6 separate regions of the Homo sapiens genome follow, and all the other regions are linked to region 2. Evidence: chromatin loops called from intact Hi-C (ENCODE). Cell type or tissue: heart left ventricle. All regions are shown on one strand. Region 1 overlaps RAB17 (RAB17, member RAS oncogene family). Region 2 overlaps LRRFIP1 (LRR binding FLII interacting protein 1). Region 3 holds the start of LOC124906128 (a long non-coding RNA gene). Region 4 has its middle 9.3 kb from the start of RAB17-DT. Region 5 overlaps LRRFIP1 (LRR binding FLII interacting protein 1). Region 6 holds the start of MIR6811 (microRNA 6811).

Region 1 (4,000 bases), 160 kb after region 2:
TATTACTGTAACTATGGATAGATGTCATGCAATTTATTATTATCATTATGTTAATTTTTTTGAGACAGAGTCTTGCTCTGTCACCCAGGCTGGAGTGCAGTGTCTCACTGGAACCTCTGCCTCCTGGGCTCAAGCCATCCTCCCACCTTAGCCTCCAGAGTAGCTGCTATCACAGGTGCGCACCACCATAGCCAGCTAATTTTTATATTTTTTGTAGAGATAGGGTTTTGCCATGGTGTGCACCACTGCACCCGGCCTATGTTAATTATTTTATTATTATTTTTTTTGAGACGGAGTCTCGCTCTGTTGCCCAGGCGGAGTGCAGTGGTGCAACCTTGGCTCATTGCATCCTCTGCCTCCTGGGTTCAAGTGATTCTCCTGCCTCAGCCTCCCGAGTGGCTGGGATTACAGGTGCATACCACCATGCTGATTTTTGTATTTTTAGTAGAGACGGAGTTTCACCATGTTGGCCAGGCTGGTTTTGAACTCCTGACCTCAAGGAATCCACCACCCTTGGCCTCCCAAAGTGTATGTTAATTATTAATCCTCATTATAATAATTACATGATCACATATTATAAATGTGGATATTGCCACTTTTAGGATGAGGAGATGGGATGTGCTCACTCCTTTAACTTACGTGCTTTGGGGGAAGAGTGATCTGTGTTGCACAAAAACCCTTTGAGAGCAGACACTCCTGCTTCTTTTGTCACGTGTGGCTTCAGCTTTTATCAAGAACACTGGGCTCCTGTCCAGGGGAGAGGGTAGGCCAGGAGCAGAGCCTCAGAGGAGAATGGGAGTGCTGTCCTCACAGGCGGCCTGGAAATGCAGGAGGCAGCACGCCCAGTGCTTGGCTGCAGGATCCCCGAGGGAGGGACAGGATGGATGGCCACAGGCATGCCACTCCTTCCCTCCGTCTGGATTTTTTCCCTGTGAAACGGGAGTGTAAACACCTTCCTGGAGTGGCCTCTCCATGAAAGGTTGCTGTCACCCTGGGTGGCTTAAGGTCACCAAGGCCGGCCCTGTCCGAGGGGTCAGCCTTCAGGAGGATTGACTCAGGTCCCTGGGGCCCTCCCGAGGGTCTGGTTCAGTCGACAGGTGTGTGGGGTGGGGCCCACAGCAGGACATGACACAGGTGGTGGGCTCAGCTCCTGGCAAGACACCGTCCATCCAGAGGAAGCAGGAAGCAGAGCCAGAAAGGGACATGGACTCGAGCCCTGAAGCTGGAAAGCCAACGTGCTGGCTGGAGCCAGAAGAGCAGGCAGGAGCAGAGGCAGAACGGACGGGAGTCCGAGGGACGGGAGTCCAAGTGAGCGCAGCCTCCCGCCCACCCCCGCCAGGGCCTGCTGCGGAGGTGGCAGCTTTAGGAGCCCCTGCTGTGTCAGGGACGGGGGCTGGACCTCCCCATGGACTGCCCCCACTGTCCTAACAGGCCACAGCAGGGGAGATTCTGTGCGCTGCTGACTTTCTGCATGACATCTTTTGGAAGGATGGTGACATCTAGTGCTTGTGTGCACATTTGCCAGCTGAAGCCACAACTAACCCCAGACTTGTTGGGCTTTTTCCAGGAAGGGGACGGTGACAAACAGGTACTGAGCACATTCAACTTGGCACCAGCTGACTTCCCTTCTAAATCGAGAACGTGGCTGACGTCCTAGAGCCCCCAGAAAATAAGTTTCCATTTCATGTTCCTTTCAATTTGTCATCAGCTCACTATTTTTACAAAACAGCCAAGTGCTACAGAGAGGGCTTCAATGAGCAGAATTGGCTGTTTATTTAAATTAAAAGGTAAAAAAAGCAAAACCACTTAAATGATATTAACATTTAGTAGAGAGGCTGGGCGCAGTGGCTCATGCCTATAATCTCAGCAATTTGGGAGGCCGAGGCGGGCAGATTGCCCGAGCTCAGGAGTTGGATACCAGCCTGGGCAACATGGTGAAACCGTGTCTCTACTAAAAAAATAAAATTAAATTAAAAAAATAAAATTTAGTAGAGGAACTTTTTTTTTTTTTTTTAAGATGGCGTCTCATTCTGTTGCCCAGGCTGGAGTGTGGTGGTATGATCACAGCTCACTGTAGCCTCAACCTCCTGGGCTCAAGCAAGCCTCCACCTCCACCTCTTCAGTAGCTGGGACCACAGGTGTGCGCCACCACACCCAGCTAATTTTTGTGTTTTTTGTAGAGACAAGGTTTCACTGATCTTAAGCTCCTGAGCTAGATTGATCTTCCCTCCTTGGCCTCCCAAAATGCTGGGGTTACAGGCATGAGCCACTGTACCCAGCCAAAACTTTATTTTTTAATTACATTTTGGCCTTAGCCATGGAGATATAGAAATGTGGTTAGTGGGTTTCTGAAAAAGGTTATGATAATAAATGCATGCTGTCTTCCGGGTCAGAGCCACGGAGTGCACGAGACTAGGTTGCCTCAAATACCTGTCCAGGGGCCCACCTGAGGGCCTTACATCTCTGCAGGGAAGGGAAGGGTCTATGTTCTGTAAATAGCCAAACATTGACTATTATTATGCATTATCATTGCTTGGACTAAAACCCATGCCCTCCTTGGAAATTTGCTGGAATTTTACATTAGTGTAAATTCAACCACCAGCCATCATTTTCCCTCCCCTCCTCCCCCCCCTTCTTTTTTTGAGGCAGAGTCTCACTCTGTCTCCTGCTGCCCAGGCTGGAGTGCAGTGGCACAATCTTGGCTCGCTGCAACCTCCACCTCCTGGGTTCAAGCGATTCTCCTGCTTCGGCCTCCCGAGTAGCTGGGACTACAGGGGCATGCCAGCACACCTGGCTAATTTTTGTATTTTTAGTAGAAACAGGGTTTCACCATGTTGGTCAGGCTGGTCTTGAACTCGACCTCAAGTGATCTACCCACCTCGGCCTCCCAAAGTGCTGGGATTACAGGCATGAGCCACTGTGCCCAGCCTCCAGCCATCATTTTCAACATGGAAAAGGAAAATATGAGAGGCTAAGATTGGTAAATGGAGGAAGAAAACCTGAATTTTATGCTCACGTTTCACCCTGCGCCAGCTTTTAAGATAAAACCAAATTCAAACTGAGAAATGTGATTTGAAGTGATGGGAAACAGAAAGATGTGGATAAAAGGCCCACGTTTTAAGACAACAAGTCCACAAAGAGCAAAGAGGACAGAAAGAAGAAGCAAAATTCATATGCCCTTTCTCTCCTTGCTCAGGCGATTTAACAGCCACCCTGGGTGAAGGGCACCATTAGCTCCTGCTATGGATGAGGAAGCTGAGACTTAGAAAGTTTAAGCAAGCTGCCATCAGATCAGCTGATGGGTGTACATTTATATTCTGGGCACGGTCTTCATTCTGGCACCATTGTCAATCCAGTGGAGCATCTGGTGTGTTCAGAGGTTTATAGCCGGTTCAGTCCCGACAGTTGCCCCATCTAAGCTGGAAATCACTGGTCCTACTGTCTGGATGGAGACTGCAGCTTTGTTTGACCTGGGGAGTTGGTCTGACTTCAAGTTCCTGGACCTGCAGGGAACTGCAGGACATGCGGGCAGAAGAGCCCAGGCAGTGGTTTCCGTTTAGGAAGAGGTTGTCTCATGATAGAGAAGCACGGTCTTGCTGCACCATGCTGGAAAGCTCTGTCCAGCCTCCTGTTCTCTGTCCAGCCTCCTGTTCTCTGTCTAGTGGGTGCAATTGAGTTTCTCCCACCCGTAAAGAGGCGATTAAGTCCTAACCCCCGGAACCTGTGAGTGCGACCTTATTTGGAGAGAGGGTCTTTGCAGATGTAATTAATTAAGGCCAACAAGATGGAACTTAGGATAGCCCTTAAGTCCAGTGACTGACATCCTTATAAGAAGGGGAGAGGACACAGCCACAGAGGGGCAGCCACGTGAAGACAGAGCCAGAGATGGGGGTGATGCAGCCACCAGGAACACCAGGGTTGCCGGCAGCCCCTGAAGCTGGAGGAGGCCTGGAATGGATTCTCCTTCAGTCTCCGGAAGGAACCAACCCAGCCAACGCAT
Region 2 (4,000 bases):
CACCTGGAGCAACACTAAAACAACATAACCAGGAGTTATAGCTGGTCAGCCAGTTAAGGGATCAAATGGAATCCCACAAAATACTCGGTTAATCCAAAAGAAAGCAAAATCCAAGACCAGCTCTTAGCTCAGGGTGGCCATGTTTAAGGGTCTCCTACTCAACAGATCCAAGCTAAACCCTGCGGCCTGGCTCCCAAAGCCATCAGATGGTCTCGCCCAGCCACCCCACACCTGGGTGTTCAAAAATAAACTTTCTACTCTCATCTAACCAGTCTCCTGTGTCCCAAGAGCAGGAGTGGAAATGGGGGCAGAGAGGCCACATCCCTCAGGCCAGTGGGATGCAGTCAGGGGCAGGCTGGCCTCTCTCCCCTCTTTGCTAAATAAGCCCTTTGGGCAGGGTGGTGGTGGGGTGGTCCCTCTGCCCACTTAGCCACAGCTGCTAAGGACCCACCTGAGGCCCTGTCCAAGACCATGTGTTCACGGGCGCTTTCCACAATCCCAGCTGCTTACGGCTCTCTGCCCTGATGTCCATTCTCACGTTGGGTGCAGCCCAGCTATACCGCAGTGAAGACGGCTCTCTCCAGCTGTGGCCCATACCATCTGCAGCCCATACCATCTGCATTTGCTGATGTGTCGAAATGCACATCTAGAGTTATTTTTTCGGATGTGCATGCCACATCAGCCTAACTGTGTACTTGGAGGCACCAAGGCAGACTCCGATAAGATGAGTACCAAGGCAGACTCCGATGGGACAGATACGAAGGCAGACTCTGATCAGATGGGCACCATCTCATTTGGCAGAGCCCCAGAAGCCCTGCAGCCATGTTGAGTTGTGAGGATGATTGGAGCAATTCAAGTGTGGTTCTCAACTTCACATGGAAAGAAAAATATTCCTGAAATATTTTTCAAATCAAAATTTCAAGGCCAGGCGCGGTAGCTCCTGTCTGTAATCCCAGTACTTTGGGAGGCCGAGGTGGGCAGATCATTTGAGGTCAGGAGTTCGAGACCAACCTGGCCAACACGGCGAAACCCTGTCTCTATTAAAATTACAAAAATTAGCTGTGTGTGGTGACATGCACCTGTAATCCCAGCTACTCAGGAGGTTGAGGCAGGAGAATCTCTTGAACCCAGGAGGTAGAGGTTGCAGTGAGCTGAGATCATGCCACTGCAATCCAGCCTGGGCGACAGAGTGTAACTCTGTCTCAAAAAAAAAAAAAATAAATAAAATAAAATAAATAAAATTTCAAAGAACAAGGAAATGTGAACTATCTATCTAGCACTTAGCGTGCTGGAGAATAAATTCATTAAATCTCCTGGGCCCAAAGCCTTTTATTCCTTAGAGTAAGTTAGTTTGCTGAACAAATATTAATAAGATGAAAATAAAGAGGCTAGTTTAACTCTTGGTGGGATATGAAAATCCAGTTTAATAGACTGCCAAACTACCACTGAAAAGCCTGTGGCATGTTTGCTCCACGGTGTAAAACGTATGTTTTCTGGCTGCTGGTCAGCAATGGATAAATACTGTGGAGAAATAAATGAAGCTCCAGGAATGCATTCGTTTACCTACAAAGATATCTGAGACCGTAAAAGAAGGGCCCACCCAAGCCCTTTTTTCTTTCTGGTATTTCTTGCAAGAAAGCTGAGAAAGAAAACACACGGGGTCCACAAACCTTGATTTTGGGGGGGCAGGGCTTTAACACATCTTTGTTCTGCATGGTTTTGCTTGTAACCGTCTACATCATTTGTTTTTATAATTTGTAAAATATCAAATAAGGGAAAAAACCCCAAAAACCATAGTTTGCTGTTTTTATCATTTTAAAAAAGTCCTTGCTCCGAAGAACACAACGGACTCAAAATAAAATCTGGGCATATTTTTAAGTAGAGACCATGCAGAGAAAAACTAAAAATTAAGCTCTTGTTGAAAGGTGATGGCAAATGAACGTCTAACCTATCTCTATTTTACATAGTAGAGTAAATTTCATTTTGTGTGTCTTCCGAATGAAAAAGGATTTGTCAGCTTTCCTCAAACACAGGAAGGCTATTCAGCCCCGTGGAAAGCCACGCAGCCCCACTCGTGTCCACCAGATGGCAGTGTGTCACAGCTGCAGGGGCCGGGCCCGGACAGAAGCCGCAGGCAGCAGAGTCCACCTTAACCAAGCCCCCTTTCCTAAGCCCTAGCAGAGCCAGGTAAGGAATCAGATGTTGTGTTTCATCTTGACATAAAGCACAGCACTTCCTCCCTAAAATGATGAAGAAATGGAAGACAAGAAAGGATTCTAAACACTGTCACGGCCACTGCATGGCATGGTGTGGGGGCCTGGAGGAGGTGGGCATGGTGCAGAGAGGGGTCCAGAGGACATGGTGGCTGCAGACGGTCCAGGCTGCTCTGCCCACCCACCTTAGCCCAGGACGGGAAAGCACCGGACCCCGCAGACAGTGGCCTCCTGCACGGGAAGGGCGACAGCGCCGAACACATTGCAGCCTGTTAGCTTCATGACTCTCGTATTCTGAGTGATACTAAACATTTCAGGTCAGGGTGAAAACGTCACACTAACAGGTTTACAAAGTATGTGTGTTGTATTTTACAGCCACAGCTGAGTGTATACAGACATCATTGAAAATCTACTGGAAACAGTCACTTCTAAAACACGTCTGTGGAAGTTTAGTTTACGTCAAGTTTCCTTTCAAAAACAAATGCTTCAAGGAGCACATTAAATATTTTATTAATTCCAACTTTCTAACACTGTGTCTAAAGGAGTTTGCTATCTAGGCTCCTGTACACACGATGCCTGGTGAGGCTAAAACGCTAAGTTTTCCATGTTCCAGCTGCCTGCCATTTTCCTAAAGAAAGAATATGTGGCACCTGTTCACGTACCCAGAGAGACCCTACTCAAGGGCCCAGGTACAAAAGGAACCTGTCCTCAACACCCAGCCAGGCAACACCAGACTTGGATGGAAAAAGGGATCACCGAAGCAACATCCTTGCGAGGTCCTTCTTGAGACACAAACAAACAGCAAACACTGCTCAGAAAACACCCATTTTAAGGGTAATTTTCCTTCACATTTAAATGATAGCACAGTCCACCACTAGGGTGACGGTTTTTGGTTTTAAATCCAATAATATTTACTTTAGCCTGAATGACTTATCTTTGAACTCTGGTGTTTGTAATTCAAGACCCGTTTTTCCACCTGGTCCCTGCCCCTGCCTCTTTGTGCAACAAAAAACATGAGTCAAAATAGTGTTGTTTTTCTAGTCCAAATGGGCAGAGATCTGAGTTCATTGCTCCTGTCTTCTCTGAGTACACGAGGGAAGATATGGACCCAGGCTGCCCTTGGGACATTCCTGATGGATGTTTCAGAAACGTGATGGCTTCACCAGGTTCCCAGTGAGATTTTGGGGCCTGGATGACCCAGATCTGTTGGCTTCACTAGGTGGAGTCACTCTGCTTGGGTGTGGCCCAAGCTCTGGCCGTCAAACCTCTGGATCCCAGCTCTCTCGAGGCACCTTTGCCTCCCCTCACACCCCCGCTGCTGGGCTTCACAACGTGTGATCACCCAACAAGCATCCGTCTGCCCCTGTCTGTGCGTCCCATGAGGGCTGGGGCAAGTCTGCATTTGCTCATACAACGGCCCTGTTTCTGGAACATTCTAGGTGCTCAATAAACACTGAATGAATGAGTGAAATAACTTCCTCAAGGAGAAGATCCTGGTCGTGCTGGAGAGGAAGAAAACACAGCTCATCCACAGCATGGGAGAAGATGAGAATGAGGTGAACAGTATTCTATGCCTGTCTTGAGATGGGGCTGATGCCCTCTCTGCTTTCCCAAGGACCCTGGGAGGACCAAGTGGGTGGAGAAAACTTGAAGTCTTGTCCCTGGTGGTGGTCTCTGGACACTGAAGCATTTTCATTTTCTCGAAGTGGGACAAGCAGTCACTTCCTTCATTCTGGTTACTACTGCCCTTTAACAGCACCACCCTCCCTCCCTCCCCTCTGATGGGT
Region 3 (4,000 bases), 53 kb after region 2:
ATGTCTCACTCTGATACAGTTTTTGCTACCATTTACCAAGAAAAGCTCCTACAGGTTCACAACTTCTCTCTGAAAACCCTTGGGGCCATGATTCAGAATTCAGCATTTTTGGACATTAGAAACGTAGTAAGATGCATACACCATATATTCTGGTACAACCCAGAGTAGCAGCCCTTAATCAAAGACATCAACAAGACTGCAGAGAAACGTAAGAAAATTCACACTCAGAGGGATCAGTGAAGACCAAAACTAGCCCCCCATTGGACAGGGCAAGTCTCACTGCCAAAATTCTGCCACAAACTTATAAAAACAAAACAAAACACAAACCTTCCGGTCTTCAAAGCTTATTGGGTTCTGGAACTGGGGGTGAGGGACAGTGGGCCTGGGCTGATCACATAACTACTCAGTTGGACACAGTCCAGACTTTCCTCTCCCTTCCTCCCGGCAGCATCTCGAAGTCATCTGAACCCAGACCCGCCCAGGAGGCTCCCAGCCTTAAGTAATAGACCCTGTAGCCAGTGCCTTAGCTGCTCCAGGTGTGCCTCTACCTACTCCTCTGATTAGCCTGTCCCTAGTTTCCTCACATCCTGTTCTCAATGTTTACTCTTCCCTTCTCCAAGGACTCTAAGTCCAGCAGGCAGCTCTTCACCTCCATCCTCCTCCTGCCATCTATGGTGTCCCAGGCTGCTCCTCAGAACACTGGCACCGCTCAACCACATTCCCACCCTTCCTTCTTTCAAGAACCCTTCCCTGATGGTGATTCAAGGGTCTCTCTTCCCAGGCCCCTAGGAACTAATTAGTTGAAGGGGTAAAAACCGGCTCCAGAGGGCTGGCCCACTGCCAGAGTTTTAAACGAAGTCACAGAAAAACCACACTAAAATGGACATTTAAAAAACAGCAACCATCTGACAAGCAAAGAACTGGCTTTTCAGTATGAGTTCATCAGACTCTACTTCTACACCTCTCTCTGGCATTTCCTAATAAGCTCTCCCAAGGTCAAGGCAGTCTGATTCATCTTAAATCTTACACACACACCCAGTAGATGATTAATTTCTACCTGATGAAAGAGTGATTGTTTGGGGCTCATACTTTTACCAAGATCCCACGAACACCTGATTAAGTGGAAAGCTAGGGTTTTATATTTCTTTTCCAAAGTGCACCCTTTCACTTTTATTCCCATTCATGTTCAACCACAAGCTGCATGAAAATGTGTATTTGCAAACCCTCTCCGCCTCATCCCCTGCCCAATTTTAATGCCAAACTACAGCCGTAGCCCCACGACTGCATATTGAGCTGGACAACGGCAAAATCCTAGAGGCAGGATCCTGTCCGCGCTGGGCGGACCCGGGAGACTAGCCAAAGTGGATTTGGCGTCTGGAGTCCTCGGCGGAGGTGGTCCCCAGGTGCTGAGCGGGTTGAGTGCTCCAAAGCACCCCAGCCGCTCCCCGGTGGTTCCAACAGCGGGTGAGGGCACCGGCTCTGGCCACCCGGTCCTTGATGCTGTATTTTGTAAAATAGCAAACTAGCAGCTCCCTGTGACTCCAGGCCAGGCGCAGACCTGGTCAGAGCCTGTCTGCAGCCCATCACCTCGGGCGGGGAGAGACCATGTGCCTTTTCGTCCTTGGAGGTGGCGTCCCACAATAAAGCGTGCTTCCTAGCGCATGAGGGACGCCGCTCGCCGGGCCACTCACGGACCCGCGCCCACTGCGCCCGCTCCCACCGCGCTGGGGTCCCGCCAGAGCCCACCCCACGCCTCCCGGGCACCTGCGCCTGCCATTGACCTCGGAACGAGCTGGAAGCCCCTGAAACCCCGCCGCAGTCACGAAAGAAAGTTTCGGAAGCGCTTTCCTCTTACCAGCTTCTGCGCTTCCGGGCTCAAACAGTCGATCTCCCGGCTTTGAGCGGCCGCGGGGCTGGTCATCCTGCCGGGCTCGGCCCGCTCCACCCGGCGGGAAATGCTCGGGGACCGCGCCGGGAGCCCCTCGCGGGCCGGGCCAGGGGGCGCGCGCTCTGTCCGCGGAGACGGAGCCACTCGCCGCTAAGTGAACGCTCGCGCTTCCGGGGCCAGGAGCCAGCCCGCCGGGGAGCGGCTCGCGGCGCTGGGCTCGGGCGCGGCCGACAGGGGCGGGGCGCAGGTGGCCGCGGGCTGAGTCGGGCTCGGGGTGGAAGGGCGCCGGGGAAGCGGGACTCGGGCGCCTCCGCCCGTCCCACGGCCCGCCCCGCCCCCCACGCAGTTCCGCCTCGGAGGGGCCCTCCCGGCTACGCCCCGCCCCGTCCCCGCCCCATGACTCGCCCCACCGCCCCCGCCCCATGACCCGCCTTCCCCGCCCCCCTGCGCCGCTCCGCCTCGGAGGGTCCCTCCCGGTTACGCCCCTTTCCCCACCCCCACCGGCTCCGCCCCACCCAGGCCCCGCCCCACGGCCTGTCCCGCCCTTCCGCGCTCCCTTAACGCGAGCCCCGCCCCGCCCCCCGCGCTCCGTCTCGGAAGGATCTTCCTGGTCCTGCCCCGCCCCTCCCGGGCTGTCCATCACCACCCCTCCGGCCCCCGCCGGAAAGAGGACCTGGAGGAAAAGACCCCTCAGGCTCCGGCCGCAGCTCCACCCGCAGGGGCCGTGGGAAGCGGGCGCTCCGGGGAGGATGCCGCGCCCAGTAGGGGTCGACCCGAAGAGGGGGTCCCCTCCGGGGGGGGACCTGCCCGGGGCTGGGCGAGGGTATGAGTTCCCGGCTCCCCCACATCCATCACCCTCAGGCCACGCTGAGCTTCCTGGACGCGGAAGCCTAGGCCCCAGCACCGCTGCACCTGCCGGCCGGGCACCCCACTAACGCGGCATCCCGAGAAGGGCCGACTTCCAGGACGACGCAGCTGCGTGCACACAGCCCCCCTTGGCCCGGTGCGGCGGCCCGCAGGGGAGAACGAGCTTGCAGGGTGCGGGTGCGGGCCGCTGGGGCCGATCTGGCGTCGCAGAACCCGGGGTCCACACCGTCCAGGCTGCGGCCGCGACGACCCCCTGCCAGGCGCCGGTCTCCTCCGGGAGGGCTCCAGCCCGCGCCACCTCCAGGCACAGGGCGCCCTCGTAACTCCCAATGAAAGTCCTGCGGGAAACGGTTCCCGACCTCGCCAGGCTGGGGGCAGAAGCGACGGGATGACGCGGATTGTAATCGGAAGGTCAGCCTGTCCTGGCCACGCCAGGAAATGTAAAATTTAAAGCACATTTACATTTTACAGCCCTCCAATTCCCAATTCCCTTTTCTCTGCACGCTGACCCAACTTGGTAACGTGAGCTCGCGCCTGTGAGCACTCACCTTCCCGCCGTGACCCGGGCCCAGGGCTTCAGGGCAGGAGTTGTCAGGAGGGTGTGCAGCAGGGAAAATGGGTGCTGAGGAGCCGAAGGACGACTTGGGAGGGATAGGGGAGAAGGAAAAGAGGGGCCGAGCAAAGGCCTAGAGAACCGCTGGGGAAGAAACGTTGAACTTAAGATGAACAGAGGCCAAGCTGTCTTTGATTGACAGCATCTCAGGCTCACAAAAGCAACTTTCAAAGATAATGAAATGCCTACCTTTCAATAGCTTGTTTTCTCCCTGTAACGCTTATTTAAATGTTGTTATAACAATTCTTTCTTTCTTTCTTTTTTTTTTTTTTGAGATGGAGTCTCGCTCTGTCGCCCAGGCTGGAGTGCAATGGCGCGATCTCGGCTCACCGCGACCTCTGCCTCCCGGGTTCCAGCGATTCTCCTGCCTCAGCCTCCCGAGTAGGTGGGATTACAGGCACCTGCCACCATGCCCGGCTCATTTTTGTATTTTTAGTAGAGTCGGGGTTTCACCATGTTAGCCAGCCTGGTTTCGAACTCCTGACCTCAAATGATCTGCCTGCCTTGGCCTCCGAAAGTGCTGGGATTACAGGTGTGAGCCACCGCGCCTGGCCTATCACAATTCTTGATTGTTTAAAGTGCAATTATTTGGAGAAAATAATTTTAAATGTTCTCTGGGAATTTATTGTAGA
Region 4 (4,000 bases), 140 kb after region 2:
AAAACTGTAACAAGGGCTAAGTGGAGCTATGAGCCAGAAACTGTGGATGAAAAAATATATACATATATATATATATGAACATCAGAGTTGGTCATTTTATAATTTACATAAACACTGGGCAGGGAGTGTAATAAGCACTTAATAAATGATACCTTTCCATATTCCTTGATTTTAAGTCAACAAATGTGATGTGGTTCATCAGCTACTATTTAGATATCTTGAGAAAGACAGAAGACCTCAAGACGCAGGTCCTGTTCTTGAAGGAAAGGAGAAGAGAACCCTTGTCTGGGGAGCATGCTCTGCACTTAGGCGACCAGCAGGATTGGAAGGGACCATCAGTGTGGTCCTGGAGGAATCCATCAATGGAGGCCCCGAGGGGCCGTGAAGGACTTGCCCATGTAAACTGCAGGGCCTGGTCTGCGGCTCCCACCCCCGTGCACCTCACCTCCAGTTAAGTCCTGCAGCTTATCACCTCAGTGGAGAGACAAAGCAGTGCTTTGGAATGTGACCCCTTTGATAGCTTGAATGTTGCAGGTTCCGCAGTGGCTTTCATGCTAGTCAGGGGGCAGTGGAGAGTGGCAGCACGTCAGCTGAGTGTAGGGCTACCAAGTCTTGGGCCAGGCAGGACTTGAGCAGCTTGGGGAGTCGCCCAGAGGAGGGATCCTGGGGGTAGCTGGCCAAAGCCAAGCTGGTTAAGATAGGTGGCCAGTGATAGCTGCCAAGGCTAGGAGGAACAGGACTGCTCTATGTATTAGGCAAAGGAAGTTATGTCCAGAGTCCAGAAGGGCAGGAAATAGCAACCCAGATTAGAGGACGGTAGTCGGGCCTCAGTCAGTCGGGGAAGGTGAGCCCCAGGTCCAGGGCTCCAGCAACCACAGAGTCCCGTGCAGACTGAAGGGCCTCTGAAATGCTCACTCATTAAACGATGACGATTGACAGTGACTGCAAAGGTAAGGAACACAGTTTATCACACACTCACCTGTCACGTGCCAGGCTCTAGCCTCCACGATAACCTTAAAAACCAAGGAATATTATTTCCTCTCTGAAAGGGGGAGACTGAGGTTTAGAGATGAGCTTACATGACCACACTCACTGCCAGTCAGCACTGGACCTTGGGTTTGAACCCAGGACTGCCCGACCTCTTTCCTGGCTCTTTACCATAGACCTGGTGACCTCTGTGCAGGGTGAGAGGATGGCTGGGGGATAGTCTTCAAGGGATAAAAGACAAGCACAAAGCTTGGCTGGATTGGGGGAGGAAGAGGCAGAGCAAAGAACAATTCCTGCAAAACATGTTTTTACCTTCTTTTATTTCCAAACTCTTTCCTGGGGCCGGAACCGGTCGTGAACTGAAGCCAGCGGGAGGCCATTGGCAATGTGACTCCCTTCTAAATGCTGGTGGTAGAGGAGATGGAGAGAAAAAGACGGTTTCGAGAAATCTTTCAGAGGTACAATTGGGAGGACTGGATAATGGGTTGGATGCAAGGATTGTAGACTAAGATGACTCCAGGTTTTCTGGCCTAACTCACTGGACAGTTCTCTTTCCTGGAAGGAGGGAGCTTAGGGGATAAACACATTTGGCCGGGAAGAACCAGGGTGTTGTTTGGAGCACACTGAATTTGGGGCATCTGTGAGATGACCTAGTGGAGATGCTGTGCCCTGGCCAATCTTGGCAAGTTCATGTTATTGTTCCACCTGCTTGGAGTCCCCAGGCCTGCCCGTGGGCCATAGATTTTCCCACCTCTGCTCATGCTGGGGTTAAACGGAGCCACCAGCACCGCCATCTCTGCCACCTTTTGTAGGATGAGCTCCAGCCGGCCGACACCACACGGGACTGTGTTTACTGTCTGCCCAAGGTGGTGAGGCTGAGCTCAGAGCAGAAGGGGACCTACCCCACAGTCAGCAATCTGTTCTGTTCGCCCGGAGGGCTCCAGAGCTCCGGCTGCCTGCCTTTCAGAGAAGAGGGATCATTCACAGAACTGCAGCTCCTGCTAGAGGCACAGACCGGCCTGCAGCTCAGAGGGCAGAGTCACTGATTTCCAAAACGGAAGTGAACATAAGCCCAGTACTTATTTTAGGAGATTTACTAATCAGAGCGGCTGAGTGCATGTGTAAAACGTGCTGTGAAGGAGTCTGTGTATGGAGGCAATCTCCCAACTTCTAAGTCGGCATTTAACCTGGATAAATCCCAGGGCCCCACATGGCCCAGTGGCAGCGTGGTTTCGCTTTTAAAGAAGCACAAGCCAACCACTAAAGGTAATGTTAAAAAAAACGGGAGAGTTCCAGTTCTAGTAGGAACTGCAGGAGCATGGATTGAACTAATCTCCCGCAAAGAAAAATGATCAACTCTGGATAAGATGTAAAGCACCGTTGAAGGACACTGGACAGTGGCCAAAGAAGCAAACTGACCAAAGAAGCAAAGAATGGAGAGGACTCGACCCTTGAAAGAAAGGAACTGCTCTGGATGAAATTCACGCTAAGATGACCTTCCTCCGAGGCCCCTCTCCAGGCTGCTCGGGGCAGGGAGGCTGGAATGTAAGGCCCAGGAACTCAGGGAATGGTGTTCAGGCTGCTGGAGTGGCTGGAAACTGAGGGTGAAGTCTTAGAAAGAAGGGAGCTTGAAGGAGACAGGCCCAAAATATTACACATTAATTCTATTTTATTATTTTTGTAGAAACAAGGGCTTGCTGTGTTGCCCAGGCTGGTCTTGAACTCCTGGACTCCAGTGATCCTCCCGCCTTGTCCTCCCAAAGTGCTGGGATTACAGGAGTGAGCTACTGTGCCCGGCCCACATTAATTCTCAAATCTTTAGCCTACCCTGCAAAACCCAAGTGAGACTCCAAGCAGCTCAGTGGGAAGCAATGCCTGTAAGGCTGAAGGCTGAGCAGAGATTTCAGCTGCTGCCCACTGCAGGGAAACAATTTGGAGTCTAACTCCTGCCAAGTAGGCGCCTCAGGTTTTCCATTAAAACCCCAGAAAGGCCTCCGCTTAGGCTCAAAGACCATGTACCAGGACTAAGATTCATCCTAGGACTTGGGGTTATAACAGTAAACAGAACACCCTGGCATTACAACAGTAAACAAACAGTTAAAGGTGTAGTTGGGAAATTTATATTCTAGTTGGGAAAACTGCAATAAACCAATAAGTGTTATGCAGAAAAATCAAGCCAGGCTGTGGTTGGGTAGGTTAGTCAGAGAAGAACTTACTGGGTGTGGAGGAGGGGGTCACATTTTCAGCATGGACTTTGTAGGGGGATTGAATGGCGACCCTCAAATGGTGGTTCTCAAAAAGATGCGTCTAAGCTCTAACCTCTGGTACCTGGGAATGTGACCTTATTTGAATAAAGAGTCTTTGCAGATGTAATTGATTTAAAGATCTCAAGAGGAGATTATCCTGGATGAACCAGGTGGGTCCTAAATCCTATGGCAAGTGTTCCTATAAGTAGCAGAGACTCAAGGAAGAAGCCATGTGAAGACGGAGGCAGGGACTGGAGGGTGCATCTGTAAGCCCAGGCATCAGAAGCTCACAGGGAGGCAGGGGTGGCTCCTCCCTCAGGGCGCCCAGAAGAACCAGCCCTCCCAAGGCCTTGATTTTGGATTTGTGCTCTCCAAAACTGTTAGAAGGTAAGCACGCTTTCTTTTAAGCCACTAACTTGGTGGTTATATGTTCTGGCAGCCACAGGACACAGTGACAGACCTGCAGTGGGAGACAGGGAAAGTACTTCCCAGGGACCTTCGCAGGGAGAAGCGACAGCAGGTGCAAAGGCCCAGAGTCAGGCCCAAGCATGACCTGCGCGTCGCCAGGGATGCTGGAGGGGACGGAGCAGGGAGAGAGGAGAAGAATGAGGTCAGAAGTCAGAGGTGATGAGGGTAGGGAAGGGGGCGGGTTACAGGGATTTCCAGGCTACGCTAAAAACCGAACTGCTGCTCTGAGTGAAATGGGAAATGCTAGGTGCCATTGCCCATGGACTCTGCTTGTAAACAAACTCACACAGCTGCTGTGT
Region 5 (4,000 bases), 72 kb after region 2:
TCAGGAGAAAAAGAAATTACAGCAGTGATTTCAATAGAAGCAATACAGGCAGCCCCTAAACAGGTGTTGCTTGGCCGAAAAAGCAAAGGAGGCCTCATACCACAGAGGCGTCATCTCAGGAACAGCTAGGGCTGGAGACAAAGACCGGGGTGATGGTCCCAGAAGGCTTGGAGTGGGGACCCGGACCTCAGAGCGGGGGCTCAGGAGGGACTGGTGAGGGTGGTGTCTGGGCGTGTGAAAAACACTAGAAACAGAACCAACAACTGCAGCCAGGGTGAAATCCCGTTGCTGGGGTGACGCTCACAGAAACAGGAAGCAGGCAGGAAGCAGCGTGCTCCGGGCTCCCTCCTCCCACTGCCCAGGCTCTCTCTGGGGGCAGGGCCCGATAGGGCACAGCTCTGGCCCTGCAGCAAGGAAGGGAGGGTTTGCAGTGGAGAGGCAACAGTTCAACAGCCAGCACGTGCGTGCACGTCCTTATTCCACCAAATACTGACAGTGATGCATGAAACCATTTCCCCAGCTCTCAGCAACAACCCGAAAGTGACGGAGAAATACCTGTGGTTTCTATTGGTGCTGAGGTCACACTTCTAATACTACCGAAGGTTTTTGCCCGCATTCATAATGGAAGGTAATGCTACCCTTTTATTCCTATTCAGTTTCGGGGATCTCTGGAAATCTATCCAAAGGCCCCTGGGGGAATTCTTGGACCCAAGGTTAAGAATCCCTCTGGGCCTTTCAAGGTGTCAAATGCAGTTCTTTTGTCTTCCTTAATTTTTGCTTTTGAAAGTCACATAATTGACCATTGATACCAGGGTTTTAAAACAGGTTTTTAAAGCAAAAATAATAAGAGGACAAACACATGCCATTCTGCACAGCTCTCATTTAACTAACACTGATGGCCACTCCTGCAGATAGCAAACAGTCACTTTTGCAGTGTATCACATTTTGCCTATTTCTGAATGCCACAGAAAAGAAGGAAAATGCACAACTGCCCTTGCGTCCTTGCCCCTGCTCATCTGCGGGCGCAGGCTAGGATTCTGGGGGGCTGCAGAGCTCTTTCCTGTAATACCCCACCACCCACTTTGACCACGACCTAGATGTTGATGGGCACCCAGTTCATATTTCCAATCCTGACTCCTCCAAGCCTCAGCCCCTGCCGTCTGGACACCTCTTCCTGGAAGCCCCAAAGGCACCTCAAATGTGACAGATCCAAAGCAGAATTCCTGCTGCCCCCTGAGTCCCTTCCCTGCATTTCCTTCCCGCGGGGGCAGCAGCAGTGCCTCCTAGCAGGCTTCACTTGAAGTCCCTGTGCCCAGACTCATGTGTAAAGGAGAGACAATAATAGTGACAACTTCATAGGGGTGGTTGTTGTGAGGATGAAACGAGACAATAGACAGTGTTTGTAGACGCGCTCTGCACAGAGCCTTAGTGTCAGGAAACGCCCACCACTCACTGCCAGCTGCTGGCGCTCCTGAGACAGCCTCCGCCCACCTCTCCGCCCGTCATCGAGTCAGCTTCCTCTCTTAATGCCACTCCGTGCCCTCCCACAGCTGCTGTCTTAGAGCAGGCCTCAGCATGTCTCCTCAGAATGATCTGAATTGTCCCCAAACGGTACCCTCCCCGCCACTGCTGCCAATGTGACTTCCTTCATTCACACATTGATTCATTCCATCCACAAACACGGACCCAGGGCCTCCGCCGTGCCAGATACCACGCCAGCTACAGACAGAACGACCGACCGGGGGCAGCCGCACTTTCTGGGGAGGACTGATGTCAGACAACCGCACACCCAGCGAGGGTAACTGTGAGGAACCACCCCACGCCACGCCCCACGCCACGCGCGGCACTGGATGTACAGACAGGAAACCCAGAGGGAAGTGCAGAGGTGCAGGGAGAAGGTGAATCTGACCCCTCAGCTCTCTTGGCGAGACCCTGGCGAGGCTTCACCTTGAGAATGGGGTGACGTCCAGACTCCCCCCGGGCGCCTACCATGGCTTCCTGGCGAGGCCCTGGCATCCTGCTGCCTGCGGGCCCTCCCAGCGCTGTCCCCGCATTGTCCCATCTCCTACAGACCAGGGACACAGAGGTCTGTTATGCCGCCTGGTGGTGACTTAGAGCCTTGGAAAGGGAATTGCCATGTTTATTTTTTTTTCACTGAAACAGTGTATAAAGATGCAACGGTATTTGTAATAAAAGAAGGCCCAGCCCTTAGCTGAAGAAGTTAGGCTAATCCGTGTGGGGGTTTCATTTCACCTGAAGAGAAGGTCCCTCCTTCACTGTCTCACAAAGTGAGAGAAAGCACAGTGTGTGGTAAGTCTGTTCTTCGCCTAAAACGACGGAGCACGGTCATCGTATTGTAAAAGAATTTCTCATGCTTCGTGAAGAATGGAAACACTGCAACCATCTATATAAGACGCCAAAATTCAGTATTTTGTGGCTTAGCTATAGCAATACCTGGAAACACAGATGACTCAAATTGAGAGGTTATGTTCAGAGCTTCAATATCAGGGACATAGTTAAAAGGATATATCATCCACATTTGGATACTGTAAAGTCTTATTTCAAAATATGATAAAGTAGATATTCTCTTAGAAGAATCAGAAGGAAACCAAATTTAAAACACACCAACAGCGGGTGCCAGGGTGAAATCCTGGCAAGGACAAATATTGAAAAAATGGTTCAATATTTTTTCAGGAACAAGATAAACTTTGTGTTGAGGAGTACAGAAAATTCCCTGCTTTCTTTCCATTTTGACAGAGCCATCTGATCATAATGGAAAACTAATAGTTTTAAGATCTTTTATTTTTCAAATATTAAATTTTCATTGAACACAAAACTCTGACTCTCTTGCAAAAGAACTACATTTCTCACCTTGATTTTAAGAGATTCCTATTGCCAGTAGATAGCTATATACTGTCTACTATTTTTTAAAAAGCCACTAAGAAAACAAGAAGCTGGGGCATCGATCCTCACTCTCTAAAGTGATTGTAGAGCTAGCTTGCTGTGTGCGCTCAAGGAATTCTAGAAACCATGAGAAGGAACTGAAGGAAGGTGACCCAGCAAGGCAGGTTCTGCTGTGGTTTAAGCCAGTTAGCTTTTTTACTTTTCTGGATACAGGTGCTTGGTACAGGCCAATATTGTATATGATGCAATATTATATATTTTAAAGGATCTAGACAGAAAGGAAAAAAAACATTTTTTTCAGAGACAAATGCTATGTTAAACTACTTCTGCCTAAGTAATTGTCTGCTGAAAAGAACTATTTACTGAAACACTGAATTTGAAAAGAATGATACTGTATCAAGTCATATAATTTCGTTAAAGAAGCAGAAGTGGAAATAAGGAAAAGAAACCCTCAACCCGGTGAACAGTGAAAAAGCATTAAGAAAAGATGTTGCCAGACGGGTTAGTTACAGCAGTTAAATGTGATTTACTTAGAGAGGGCATCTAGTATGTTTCAAAAGGAATACACAGACACACACATGCATGCAGGCACACACACACATGTGCACACACACATGCAGGCACACACACACCTGCACACACACAGGCATGCACACGTGTGTGCACACAGACACATAAAGCAGTGCTGAGTAGGCTGAGGAGCTGTCTATGAGTGGTGGCCCTGTCCCTGGCCAGCTTCTCCTGAAGGGACACAGACACGGGGAGCAGGGGTGATGAGCTGCCCACTGCAGGGTGAGAGCTCCTGAGCCACTCCTTGCTGCCCCGGCTTCCGTCCCCTTACCTGTCTTCCTTGTCCCTGTGACCCCAGCTCATCCTACCACAGTTCCCTTTAGTTGCTGGAAGACAAAAGGCTCACATGACATGAAATGTATTGTTACAATAGGTTTATCTCTGATTTAAACGTCTCCAACTTTAAAGTACCCAACCTATAAGCCAGTAAGAGAGCATCTATTCTGTGCCTTCCTGGGTTTCTGATGTGTGACAAGCAAATTAGCATTTGTGGGATCACGGATGTGCTCCGATTTGTTTTCTTAAG
Region 6 (4,000 bases), 230 kb after region 2:
CACTGCTTTGCTGCCTGTTTAGGAATGTCTGGGAAGATGCTGGGGTGAGTCAAGGGGACCGGCTGCCTGCCTGGGCTCAGAGGGCCTCAGTTTCCCCAGTGGAAGGAAAGATGGGGGAGGCAGCATGGTACATTTTTTACTTAAATCTTTCTCTTAAAGATAAAAGCTGTCAAGGGTTTTAAAGGGGCCTGCAGGTGCCCGTGTCTGAGCTCTGACAGGTCTATTTTTACACACTCAGCGGATGCCTGCCTGGCTGGCAATGCTGCTGGGGCTCAGAAAACAATGCCCCAAATGAGGGCCTCAGCAGCAGCCTCAGAAGCAAAGTTTCTCTCTGACCTTCTCCTGCCCTCTTGTCTCTCAGGCCCATTCTTCCCCAAGGCCAGCCACAGAAACTAGAATCCCTCTTCCCCAAGGCAGGACATAGAAACCAGTATCCCTTTCTCCCAAAGCCAGCCATAAAACATACAAATATCACTCTTTCCCTCTACTTTTCTGTGTAAAAACTAGCCATAAAGAAATTATCTGGCTGGGCATGCACGGTTTATGCTTGTAATCCCAGCACTTTGAGAGGCCCAAGTGGGAGGACTGCTTGAGCCCAGGAGTTCAAAACCAGCCTGGGCAACATAGTGAGAACCCATCTCTAAAAAAAAACATTAAAAATAAAAAAAGAAATTATCTGACCTTCCTTGTTTGACTTTAGGTCATAAGACCCTCACTCCAGAGAGCATCCCGCCCCATTCTCGGAGGAGGAAAGGCCAAGAAGAATCCAGGCAGACAGACCTTGCTAGGTTCCCCACTCAGCCTATTAGCAGCAGGTCCGGCCTTGTTATATAATCTTCTTTCCACACGCAGTCCACCCTTTCTTGAACCTAAGCATAAAAATGGACAATTTCCCTGCATCTGTGGGTCTGTATTCTGAAGGCTCCCATGTATACACGGTAAACACATTTCTAAATCTTTTGTCCAATGAATCTGCCTTTTACGAGATGATTTTTCAGTGAACTTTCAGAAGGTCAAGGCTTTTGGCTCCGAACGTGCCCAGATGACAGAGCCAGAGAGCAGACCTGGTTTTATTTTTGTTCTCTCTGGACAGTGAGTGCCTTGAGGAGACGCATCCCAAACCAACAGGCAGAGACCCCGTGAACTCCCCCTGCACCCAGGGATGCGGAAATGAGCTTTCTGGGGCCTGGGGACCCACCTGTCAGGGTGATGTCCCCGGCCCCCACAATGAACATGAAGAGGAAGTATCCCAGGATCTCAGGGATCCTTTTAGTGTTGGTCCCTTTTGTCACTCTGCACTTGGGCCAAGGGGGCAACATTATCCTACCTATCTGATCAAGTCATGCTAAAAAAAAGAAAAAAACCAAAAAAATTCCAAAAGATTTTCCTTGTTCCTGACATGGAACAGAGATTTTCTGACCACTCTTGATAGGAGAAAACAAAAATAAAACCACATGAGCATAAAGAACCTAGTGTTGACGTCAGGCGAGGTCTGCACTGTCAGGCAAAGCTACCACCGAGGGAAAGAGGGAAAGGCACTGGAAGGGAAGGCACGGGGGTAGGGGGACTGGGTGCCCAGCGACCAGTCCAGGGGTTTTCCCTTCCTTTCTTGGCCATCGGCCATCGAAGCTGCTTCCTGCAGAGCCTGCCGCGTCCTCTATGGAAGGCCTTGGTGAAACACCAGCACTCTGAAGGTTCACTCAATGAAGACCCCCAGAGGCCCACTTACTAGCTGGACAAGGTCTGCATTAGGCCCTGGCTGGGTCAGGTTTCAAAACATTAACCTTAAGCTTTTTTACCCTCCTTTTTTTTTTTTTTTTTAAAGGCACAGCTTTCCCAGTGTTTGTGTTCCTTGCTTGCGCCCTGTTTTAATGTTGTAGTTACAGGTGTCCAGCAGGGAGGAATGCAGCCCCTGTGGGCGCTTGGGGGAGCTGCTGGGAATCCAAGTTCAAGGAGCAGCTGTTTTCTGTTTTCTGTTGCCCCACAGCGCCACCTCCTGGCCCCTTGGTGGTGATGATTTTGAAGTCAGCAGGTTCTGGTGGGCCGTGTGAACTCCAGCAGCTCTGGGCTGAGCTGTGGAAACACTGCGTCCTTTGAAATAATACAGCTTCCTGAGCCCACCCCAGTCCCTAAAGACTGCCTCTGGGGTTGAGATTCTGAGATGCTTGACAGCATGGCTTTTCCCGGTGTTATGTGTCGTTTCTATCCTTAAGCCTGTTAGGGGTGGACTGGAGGCTGGACCAAGCTCCACTGGCTGCAGGAGGACCCTTCTGTGGGCTCCAGGCTGGCCGTGTGCGTGTGGGGAGGTGGGATTTGCTGCTAGGCTTCATGATCACTGTGAAGAAGCAGCCCCCAAGAATAGGGTGATAGGCCCTCCCCATGTCACCGGCCGTTCCTAGTCACATCTGTTGTTGCAGCATGTTATCAGTAGAGCCTCCTTTTACTCTTAAAAATGCCCTGGTTTGGATGATTGATCATACCTGCCCCCATCCCCACCCCACCACCCAAAAAGTGCAGCCACCCTGTGGTGTGCGGTGTACTGCTCCAGCGGTGCCTCTCCGTGGCCTCTGTCCTAAATTAAACGATGGGCTAAGATGCCTTGAAATGCCTGCAGCAGGCCCGGCGAGAGCTTGAATGCTCAAAGGTGTCTATGCCAACTTCTGCTTCTTCAATCAAACTTGAGGCTTTAAGAGACAGGCACGAATAAGGTGTCTCTCCAGAAGGAAGGCCTGGGGGAGACGCCTGGGCTGGGGCATGGTGAGGACGCCCCAATCCAGAAGCACAGCCTCTGCCCTGGACGTGCCCAGCTGCCGGAGCCAGGCGCTGCCTCGTGGCCCTGGAGAAACTCGCCTTGGTCTTGCAGATGGAGTCATCCAGGACACTGAGACCCCAGACACCTGGCTTGGTGGCGGCTGTCCCACCCGAATGCTTGGCCGGGCTTAGTGGCAGAAGCCTTGGACTCCAGGTAACAGGGACAAGGTGAGCTTTCTCAAAAACACTGATGGGTTAGCTCCCTTCAAACTCAAATGCAAAAGACCCCCCGGCATCCTCCCACCCTCTCCCTGAAAAGATCTCTTCCAAATGCCTTATGGGGGATCTTACAGGCGAACACATTGTTTAGTTTAAGCCTACTGCCTGGATTTCAAATTCATCATGAAATAAATACTTGGATTCAAAAGATGAAAACAACTGAATTACAACAGATTTCTCTAAATCTTGATAATCACCAGATTCATGTGAAATGTTTGTTGAAAAGAGAGAGCCTAGGCCCCAAACCAGATGTCCCAGGGAAGAAGGGCTTGGAAAACATGTAGTATTAACAAGCACCCTGGTGATTCAATCAGCAGCTGGGTTTCAGAAACTTGGCTTTGAGTTCTCAACTTACTTTGAAGATTTGAAAACAATATAATTTCAAATATTGGCAACTTCAGCAGCACCCAGGACTTCTGAGGTGCTCAGACCAGGCCAGTGGGATGCAGAGGTTTGCACCTCACATAAAAAGGAGCCAATTTCACAGGGCACAGTGGCTCACACTTATAACCCCAGCACTTCGGGAGGCTGAGGTGGGTGGATTGCTTGAGCCCAGGAGTTCGAGGCCAGTCTGGGAAACATGGTGAGATGCCTGTCTCTACAAAAATTAAAAAAAAAAAAAAAAAGCAGCCAGAAGCAGGAATTCACAGAGAGGCATGTGCATGCACACACATGTGCACACACACATGCACACACACACGTACACACACACATGCACACTCCAAAGGAACCTGCTTTAATATTCCTAAAATGCCTGGGAACAAAAAGCCGTTCTTACTCTCCACTCCTTACCTCCACCCTGCAGCCGCCCGTGGAGGGACCGGATGACCTTGGCACTTCCGAACCTCTTGAAGCGGGCTTTCACATGCTCATAGTACCACTCCAGTGAGCCGATCTTCACGACTCTGCAGGGACAAGCACAGGCTCATGGCACTGCCTGAGTGCTGTACACAGGCCTGCATAAATCTCA

Evidence for each region. A loop is a pair of places that touch in the nucleus more often than their neighbours do. Peaks named below come from ENCODE experiments on the same cell type or tissue, not always from the same donor. Only the 100,000 strongest peaks of a DNase experiment are listed, where the experiment ranks them.
Region 1: it touches region 2 in a loop (12-fold over the local background); 101 of 110 quality-filtered maps call a loop at or near these places.
Region 3: a loop joins it to region 2, with 3 times the contacts of the local background. A loop is called at or near these places in 63 of 110 quality-filtered maps.
Region 4: a loop joins it to region 2, with 4 times the contacts of the local background. A loop is called at or near these places in 45 of 110 quality-filtered maps.
Region 5: a loop joins it to region 2, with 8 times the contacts of the local background. A loop is called at or near these places in 97 of 110 quality-filtered maps.
Region 6: it touches region 2 in a loop (7-fold over the local background); 63 of 110 quality-filtered maps call a loop at or near these places.

What each region holds. Positions count from the first base shown.
Region 1 is chr2:237,579,388-237,583,387 of GRCh38, reverse strand. All of the region lies in intron 2 of RAB17 (RAB17, member RAS oncogene family), which reads left to right. Among named protein-coding and RNA genes, the nearest start is that of RAB17, 9.3 kb to the left of the region's middle. RefSeq lists an enhancer at 1,187-1,821. In heart left ventricle, CTCF peaks have their summits at 1,300 and 1,501 (motif pointing left); DNase peaks (open chromatin) are centred at 817 and 1,187; H3K4me3 peaks cover 248 bases; H3K27ac peaks cover 1,565 bases.
Region 2 is chr2:237,743,281-237,747,280 of GRCh38, reverse strand. All of the region lies in intron 11 of LRRFIP1 (LRR binding FLII interacting protein 1), which reads right to left. Among named protein-coding and RNA genes, the nearest start is that of RBM44, 53 kb to the left of the region's middle. RefSeq lists enhancers at 2,328-2,377, 2,344-2,869. In heart left ventricle, a CTCF peak has its summit at 2,085 (motif pointing right); DNase peaks (open chromatin) are centred at 2,080 and 3,565; H3K27ac peaks cover 277 bases.
Region 3 is chr2:237,690,377-237,694,376 of GRCh38, reverse strand. The region is part of intron 1 of LRRFIP1 (LRR binding FLII interacting protein 1); the gene reads right to left. It overlaps LOC124906128 (a long non-coding RNA gene), which reads left to right and starts at 2,581. Exons shown (of 2, transcript XR_007088145.1): 1 at 2,581-4,000. RefSeq lists silencers at 1,859-2,398, 2,409-2,988 and enhancers at 3,189-3,238, 2,422-3,297. In heart left ventricle, no CTCF peak of the experiment used is centred here; DNase peaks (open chromatin) are centred at 1,426, 2,336 and 2,886; H3K4me3 peaks cover 3,334 bases; H3K27ac peaks cover 3,448 bases.
Region 4 is chr2:237,598,457-237,602,456 of GRCh38, reverse strand. No RefSeq gene overlaps it. Among named protein-coding and RNA genes, the nearest start is that of RAB17-DT, 9.3 kb to the right of the region's middle. In heart left ventricle, CTCF peaks have their summits at 535 and 2,015; a DNase peak (open chromatin) is centred at 1,966; H3K4me3 peaks cover 903 bases; H3K27ac peaks cover 2,542 bases.
Region 5 is chr2:237,671,332-237,675,331 of GRCh38, reverse strand. All of the region lies in intron 1 of LRRFIP1 (LRR binding FLII interacting protein 1), which reads right to left. Among named protein-coding and RNA genes, the nearest start is that of LRRFIP1, 46 kb to the right of the region's middle. RefSeq lists enhancers at 16-155, 1-258, 212-506, 1,627-2,252. In heart left ventricle, CTCF peaks have their summits at 157 and 2,104 (motif pointing left); DNase peaks (open chromatin) are centred at 341, 1,214, 1,531 and 1,891; H3K4me3 peaks cover 1,396 bases; H3K27ac peaks cover 2,737 bases.
Region 6 is chr2:237,510,924-237,514,923 of GRCh38, reverse strand. MLPH (melanophilin) reads right to left here. Exons shown (of 16, transcript NM_024101.7): 4 at 3,823-3,935. It overlaps MIR6811 (microRNA 6811), which reads right to left and starts at 3,993; the gene lies at 3,936-3,993. RefSeq lists enhancers at 1,140-1,640, 1,641-2,141, 3,522-4,000. In heart left ventricle, CTCF peaks have their summits at 1,750 and 1,968 (motif pointing left); a DNase peak (open chromatin) is centred at 1,963; H3K27ac peaks cover 2,537 bases.